Linked DNA regions of Homo sapiens: region 2 is linked to region 1. Evidence: chromatin contacts called from ENCODE Hi-C or POLR2A ChIA-PET data. All regions are on one chromosome and are shown on one strand. Each heading gives the region's core, a stretch centred on a gene start or an enhancer-like site at or near the end of the contact. The rest is flanking DNA. Distances are from core to core; before and after follow the strand shown. Region 1 overlaps GIGYF2 (GRB10 interacting GYF protein 2). Region 2 overlaps INPP5D (inositol polyphosphate-5-phosphatase D).

Region 1 (3,796 bases), core at 613-3,112:
TCCCCAGACCTTAAGTGAGTAGGTACTCAGTAAACATGTGTTGAATGAATGAATGAATGAATGAATGAATGAGCACCGAATGGCATACTGAACCAAACTATGAAAATTATTCATTTTCTCCTCTCTGTCAAAAGCTGTGTTATTCCCCTTCCCTTTTATACTCTTTTGTATCCTTCCTACCCTAATGATGAACTACAGGATATACACTTAAAAGCAGAGGTACTTTATTTCTGTCACATTTTTCTAGACTAGTCAGGGAACCCAGTGTCTTTAGAGAAAAACATATTCTGCTTTCTAGACATCAGACTTATAAAAGATTATCTGCACACAACTCACCCACAATTTTGAACAACCCGTGTAGTTTTATTTATGAGGTCTTCTCAAGAACTACAGTAAAATGTTTAAGAAAACTGAACAGTTATGTTACTCAATCTTCATGTTATACCTATGAGATCCTTCACATTTGCTAGGGTAACCAAATTATGGGCTGAAGTTTAATAATGAACGTCCAATTCAGACACACAACAATTCTGACAGTAATTGTCCTCAGTAACCACTAACCCATAATGCATGCTAGATATTCTGGAACATCGCTTGACTAGATCCCTTTTACTTTAAAATTTTACCTCTTCTCGAAGCTGCCGTTCTCGTTCTTCCTCTAGTTTTTGGATTTCAGCCAACGACAGCGTGGCCTGGGACTGACATGCTGTTGTATTGGACTGCTGGCCCCACGTTGAAGAAGAAGGAAGCTAACAAAAAAGGGAAGGCCAGAAAGTTCATGAGGAAATGTGGACAGGAAACAAAGAAGCAATAATGCATTATGTATACCCAGAACAAATGCATTTCTCTCAACTCCATTTACCACATTCAATTCAAATTTCCTTCTTCATTGCTTTTACTTACTATCCTCTCAGCTTCTTTTGCTTAAGTTTTTGTCACTGCTCCAAACCTAAGTTTATTTTAAAACAACTTATAATACACATACACACTTACATTTCATCTACCTCTTGGTGACAACAAATTTGTTACATCTGGTACTGACATAAACAGCAATATACAACCATAAAGAGGAGTAAACAAAAGAATCACTAAATTGGCTTAAGGATTTTTTAATTGACGAAAGCAACAAAGGACATGATATGCTGCTGTCCAGTGAAAGTGTTAAGGACACGATTTCTGAGGGTAGCACCATGAGATTTCTCATCTCATGAGAGATGCTGGCATAGTTCTTGATCAGCCTTTATGAAAGGGAGCCACTGTTAACCAGGCTGTAGCTTCTAGTCATGAGCATTAAGCTGCTTTTAATCAATAATTTTATTTTTCCCATCCCTTAAGATTATTGACTAAAATAGAGTATAAATATCTAGGTCCTGAATATTTCAATATTCTCAAAGCCTGATTATTCTCAGAGAACCCCTTGCTCTTCCTGGCCAGAAAAAGACACACTTTTAATACTGAGGCATCAAACAAGCGAACACAATAAAAAAGAAACCTAACCAGACTTAAAAAATGTATTTAATAAAAATAATACATGAACATAGATCAAAACAAATAAAATGCCAAACAGTCCCCAAAAGAATGGACCTACAGCAGAAATCTATAACAGTGGATATTGATAGGATAAAAGGTATAAACAGTTTAAACCATCACTGATACTGCCAAACAACTCTTCAAATGAATGTCTTCAACACTACTGAACATAATCAACTCTTAACATTTTTTAGCCAATATGACAGACAATAGGGCATTTCTCTCAAAATGCACCTGCCCTGGGGTGGGGGAGGGGTGCAGAGGGAAGTTAACAAAGACTGGGGGAGGGAGGTGTTGAGAGGCAAAACTGAGCAAAAATTAACTTTGTCTCCACAGGAAATGACTCATTTGAAGGCACTATCAAGATCAAGTAAGGCAGTAGATCTCAAACTGGCAGCATAACCTGAAGGGACCTATAAAAATGTAGAGGCCCTGGCTCCACCACACCTAATCAATCAGAAGATCAGAAGGGAAGGCAGGAGAATCAGCATATTTTAATCATTCTGATGCAGCCAGTAACCACTGATGTTGTCTAAAATCACAGTAGATGTGTCACCCCATGGTAATCAGGAAACAATCTTTCAAGCCCGCTTCAGCAGAACTCAGCCAGCACTGGGAATAGAGGCAGTGCCTCCAGAAATGGCCATCTATCCTCACGGGCACCTCTGAGAATCTTCCTATTGCTGTGCCAAAATATATTTATTTTCTCTCTCCTCCCTGGCCTGACTCCCTATTTCTCTCTATATACACACACATACATATGCGTGTATATATATATATACACATGCACACACACATACACACATATACATATACATACACACGCTCTTTCTCTAGGTATATATACACACAAAATATATACTCTATATTTCATAGGTCTGTTCTACAGACCAAAGTTAAGTCTTCCTTATATAGACTTATGTCTGCTGATAGCTTTCATTTTCCTTAAGTCTTCTTTGTACATCGGAAATAATATCCCAGAGCTCTTTCAACATTGCCTCATGACACTTACCAGCCCACCCTATAATGCCCACTCAGGAGAACTGCAGTGTGTCAATCATGCTTCTCAGAACAAACTTTTGACAAATCAAAAGCAAATAGGGACCCCCGAATGCCTAATGTCCTTCATTGATTTTTAAAACTATACTCTTCTTGTTCTGCGCTGACATTGCTACCTTACATTTCAACACTGGTTTTGCTTTAAGAAATAACTGTTTCACTGTCGGAATGACAGCATGAGGAGCTGCGTGGACCTGCTCCCTGGCAAAACTGGTGAAGATCATTTTTAAAATAATCATTTAAACTCTCTGGCTGGCAGCAGGGCCCCACACCTGTAATCCCAGCACTTTGGGAGGCCGAGGCAGGCGGATCACTTGAGGTCAGGAGTTTGACATCAGCCTGGCCAACATGGCAAAATCCCATTTCTACTAAAAATAAAAAAAAAAAGTAGCTGGGTGTGGTGACGCACACCTTTAATCCAGCTACTTAGGAGGCTGAGGCCAGGAGGATCGCTTGAACTCAGGAGGCGGAGGTTGCAGTGAGCTGAGATCGTGTCACTGCACTCCAGCCTGGGCGACAGAGCCAGACCCTGTCTCAAAAAAATAAATAAAGTCTCTGGAAATACTCCTAAGGGCATACAGCAAATGAAAAAAAGTTTATTCAAGAATATTTGCTAAAACTCAGTAAGAACAGCAAGAGTTGGTGATACTTAAACCAAGACCTACTCTCCTTCTCTCCTCCCAGCTTAATGAGACAGAAACTCCACTCTAGACTGGTACAGTCAAGACACGGCTTCCCTTCTCCCCTCAGCCATCAGTCAGCAGGCTTTCTTCCTGGGAAAAGCACATCGGTGTGTCTCACCCTGATGGCAGTCACCTGTGACAAATGCTAAGTTCCAAACAAGTGCAACAGATGTGGAGGCTCTCTTCTTGTGCCCAGCCCCACTCATAGGATGGAAACTTGACCACAGCAACACCAACACTAGGGTCGTGATCACCAATGCAGCTGGCCGGGCCAAGCCATCAGGAGAGGCAAGCCAAGAATACCTGAGGCTACTATTCTGCCCACCCTTCAGCAAATGTTAGAGGAAAGCAGACCACTGTGCCCACTTCCAGAGCTGACTGAGAGATTTTTGTCTGAGGGTAGTGGTGTAGGAAACAGGTAGAAAACAGAAAGCTCCAGGTTTCTTCCCAAAGGAACTGACTTTATTTGCAACAGACAGTGGATGAGTTCAAGCCTAATGGTGTTTTCAGAAACAGTAGAAGTT
Region 2 (4,250 bases), core at 1,004-3,503, 240 kb before region 1:
CTTCTCTTAGGGGAGAGTCACTTCCCTTTCCAAGTCAAGAAAGGAGTTTTGGCTTTACAAGAAACCCACTCTCTTGGTGTGGGACAGTCAGGCCTGCGGGGCTGAGCCGTTCTGCCTTCGTCTGGCCTCACACAGGGCTCAGAGCACTGCCCCAACCCTCCCCCAACCAGGAAAAGCAGTGCAAGCTGAGTCCAGAAGGTTCTCAGGGTTTGAGTGGCACAGCAGCTGTTGAACAACTGCTTAACAGTTCCAGAGCGTACTCAGGTCCCTGAAGACATGAAGCCCATAGCCCAAAGAGCAGAGCTGAGGGAGATGGAGTTCCAAAATTTACCCCTCCTTCCCCACCACTCCCAGCACTGCCTAGAATGCTCTAAAGCACCTCCAGCTCCCTGCTGTCTCCACCCTCCTCCCCAGCAGCTTCCTTGTGCTGGGAGGTATGTGTGTGATCTCTACTTTCCAGCAGTTTCTTGGCAGTCCTTGCCCAAGGCCACATCGCTGACCAAATTGGACTTGAACCCAGATCCCAGCCGGGAATGGAGTCTGCTTTCATTCTAGGGGCACCTCACTGATTTACCACAAGGGACAGATGCCACCTGGGATCAAATATTATCTATAACCATGTGAAGGGCAAGAGGCCAAGCTCTCTGAGAGGCCACATTGCCCTGTCTCCCTGTCCCTCTGGGCAGAGTCCTGGGCTCATCCTTCCCCAGGGGACTCCAGACAGGCTTGGAAACACCTTCTGGATTGGAAGGAAGAAAGCTTAGCCGGGGAGGCCGGGAGGCCTGGCTGTGAGTTCCAACTTCCGCAGTTCTCAGCAACACTCATATTTAGAACGAGGGGGTTGGATGAAGTTACAGTTTGCATCCTGCCCTCCCATCTCGGATTTTTTTTAAGTCTGTGAAAGATGGAGTGAGAGAAAAGAGTCCCCCAGGTGAGGCAGCTCCTCTCCCTGATTGATACAGGGCTGTCATGGGCTATGACACGTGGGCCAACTCCATGAAGTTGGTCTGCAAAGAACAAAGATGAGATCTTTGGTGTTGACAAGAGAACAGAAGTCCCCAGGAAAAGAGCTAAAGTTACTAAACTAAGAAACAATGAAAGCCTTTCGGTGCTTCACTTGGCAAAATTTCAGGCCAGATTCTTATTTTGGGGAGCCTCGTATTCTGGTGGCACTGAACAGGCTCAGGTGTCAGGAATGAGTTATTTAGAAACTGTGGCTAAGCTCAGAAAAGACTGTGAGGTTTTGCCTCAACATGAAAAGAGGAACTTGAGTTAAAATAGGCAGAGATCAATAACTGCTAAAGCTTCCCCGAAGGGCTCTGAGTCTGCTTAATTGGGCATGAGTGTGCACTTGGTCCTCAGTGGACGTCTGCTGTCATTTACTCTTGGAGGTAGATTTTCGAAGGTGAGTCCACCTGGGAGAATCCTATGAGAATTCCCCTTTAATTCACCTTGAAGGAAAACCTCTTCAGACCACCTAGGTCCACAGCTCCCTGTACCATGTCAGCTACTGCGGAGGTCACAGATCTAGTGCCGGGGTCAGGAGCAGAGAAGTCCAGCAGAGCCGCCCATCTTCTCTGAAAGCTGCCCGCCCACTGTCCTGGCTAAGCGGAGACCTTAAGGAGGCACGCTGCCCCCACGACTCTGTCCCCATCTCTGAGAGGCAGAGGGGGGTACCTGCTCCAAGACAGCCGATTCATACACAGACTGGCAGCCCCTGAGTGGCTCATGCGGAGAAAGCCGTGGAGGCTGAGCCATCAGACTCCTTCTTAGGACTGGGGACTGAGAAGGGAGGCTGCTGGCTGGGAAGAGCGGCCCCACAGAGAAGAGCTGATCCATGGGAGAAGCTGCGTGCAGACCCCATGCTCTTCTGGTTCCAAGGCCCTAGGGCGGCCTTCTCCTTCCTGGCTCTGCACATCTCCACAAAGGCTGCCCACCCCTTACCCCTTACAGAGTCAGCCAAGGCGAGTTTCTGTTCCCTGCACCACCACCACCCCCTGCCCAGTAGCCTGATGAGGCCCCGGATTTCATCAGCAGTTCCCAGGGTCACAAGATGTCACAGTAGCAAGAGTATGATGGTGACAGAGAGGGGCAAACCGGAGACGCAGTCTACACATTTACAGGCGGCGGGTGCCGACTCTACTAGAAGCCACAGAGTCATGTCTTTTCCAGTCATACTTAAAGTTTTCTTCACTTTGAAGGAAGAGAAGAAACCACAAAGGGAAAAAAGATCAAAAGCATCGACCAACTTTTAACTTAAGAGAGTTTGCCGACTCCTCTCAGCAAACCACCTATCACAGATGCCAACTCTGCCAGAAAAGCTCATGCCCTCCTAGACTTGAAAAAAATGGTAGAGGTCATTGAGGCCAACTGCCTGCCCCAGACAGGGCTCCCCTCCGCTGCTCACATCCCACACATGGTGAAGAGCCCCTGTCAGAGACAGACATTCCCATGGCAAATAGCTGCCAAGCGCTGGAAAGGACCTTCTCGTACTAGGTGTGCCAACATCTGCTCCTGGTGACTGCTAAGAACCAGGCCAAACCTGCGGGCGCCCTAGGCCAGTGGAAAGCCTTCAGCAGATGTGCCTTAGAGGCTGCAGTGGACTCAGGGGCAGGAGGATGAGGCAGCCGGCAGCAATGCCAGCCTAACTACGCAGGGAGTGGTTCTGCTTGAGCCTAAACTCGCATCTCCTAAGGAGGCCTCGCAGCAAATGCCCCTGGACCGGGCTGCATCACACATGCCCCTTGGGCCTCTCTCAATCACATCGCTCCTCGAAGCAATTCCTTCCATCCTCATAAGCTGTCTTCCTGAGGGGCGTTCTGCTCACCACGCTCTCCCTCTTGACAACTTCTGGAGGATTTTTGCCTCCAGGGACTTGCCTGTGGTCTCCCCACACCTTGAGTCCAGCTCCCTGTCTACTACTGCATCCTAGTTAGCACAAAATGAATCATTCCCTTCAAGCTTTGAAACTGAAGAGTGTACCCTGCCTCTCCCCTCCCACTTCCACTTTCTTTTCAAACAAACTCCTCCAACGCCGTCATTGCTCTTCCATGACATGATATCCAAACCTTTGTCGACCCCGGCTACTCTGCTTGGGACGTGGATGCACTGCTGTGCCTCTTACTCTAGTCCCTGAGAACTGAGCATCTCTCTCTCTCTCTCTCTGTCACGTGCACACACACACACACACACACACACCCGGGATGTGGAAACTTTGTCTCCTTCCTTCTTGCCACCTCCATGTGCTCTTCATGTAGCCAGATAACAATAGCTTTCCTGGCTTCCACACACTCAGTTGTCACATTTTGTGGCGAAACAAAGGCTTTAGTAAACCGTGCTTAGGGTGGCCTTCCCGGGCTTGGACGGGTGCAGCTGATTTTTGTTTTTAAATTTAACTGCAGCCTGGCGGGGTGGCTCATGCCTATAATCCCAGAACTTTGGGAGGCCGAGGTGGGCAGATCATTCGCTGTCAGGAGTTTAAGACCAGCCTGGCCAACATGGAGAAACCCCATCTGTACCAAAAATACAAAAATCAGCCGGGCATGGTGGCGGGCACCTATAATCCCAGCTACTAGGGAGACTGAGGCAGGGGAATCACTTGAACCTGGGAGGTGGAGGTTGCAGGGAGCCGACATGGCGCCACTGCACTCCAGCCTGGGTGACAAGAGTGAAACTCTGTCTCAAAAATAAAAAATATTAAAAAATGAACTGCAAGTTTTGCACATTTTGACTTTGCTTGGTGAAATCAGATGCAGTGAGCACCAGCCTCGGACAGAACAGAGTTCTACAAATGGAAAGGCACTGTTTTGTGCTAGTCTCGCAGCCCCTCAGAAAACACGGTCTGTTCTCCTGTAAGTTCACCTCCCTTCTCTCCCTCCTGAGCCACTTCCTCTCTCTCCTTTGAGAGACTGAAGACAACAGTCGGCCAAGCCACAGCCCCTCCTTTCCCTTCATCTCTGGACAGTCTGCTTCACCTTCGTTTCCTCTTCACACCTATGGACCACAAATAGCCTGTGGCATGCAACTCCGTCATGTCACAGAGCAGGGTCACTTGGAGGGCCCCAGTTTACCAGCTAAGCCACCCCATGGACACCTGGGAGGAAGCCAGGCTCAGCCAGGCCTTCACGTCCGGCTACCTGCGCGTGCACTTCCTTCCTCATCGTTTACACCCTTTCTCTGCCAGTATCGGCTGAAGTCAGGTTCAGATTTCTAGGTTTATAAAGGACTCACCTGAACAGTGAATTTATCAT

The links. Hi-C counts contacts between places; a loop is a spot of excess contacts on that map. ChIA-PET counts read pairs that join two places held with the same protein, here RNA polymerase II (POLR2A). Pooled maps may share reads with other maps.
Region 2: a loop to region 1 is called in a pooled map, with 3 times the contacts of the local background. The contact joins two enhancer-like sites. A Hi-C loop is called at or near these places in 6 of 50 pooled maps. POLR2A ChIA-PET finds 5 or more read pairs at or near these places in 2 of 52 experiments (HCT116 and Panc1).

What each region holds. Positions count from the first base shown.
Region 1 is chr2:232,836,802-232,840,597 of GRCh38, reverse strand. GIGYF2 (GRB10 interacting GYF protein 2) reads right to left here. Exons shown (of 29, transcript NM_001103146.3): 23 at 627-749. Among named protein-coding and RNA genes, the nearest start is that of SNORC, 32 kb to the left of the region's middle. Within about 2 kb of position 1,862, at least 16 of the 41 ENCODE cell types and tissues checked have a DNase peak (open chromatin) inside an H3K27ac peak, as active enhancers do.
Region 2 is chr2:233,079,379-233,083,628 of GRCh38, reverse strand. INPP5D (inositol polyphosphate-5-phosphatase D) reads right to left here. Exons shown (of 27, transcript NM_001017915.3): 2 at 4,231-4,250. Among named protein-coding and RNA genes, the nearest start is that of INPP5D, 21 kb to the right of the region's middle. RefSeq lists enhancers at 1,176-1,325, 1,836-1,925. Within about 2 kb of position 2,253, at least 12 of the 41 ENCODE cell types and tissues checked have a DNase peak (open chromatin) inside an H3K27ac peak, as active enhancers do.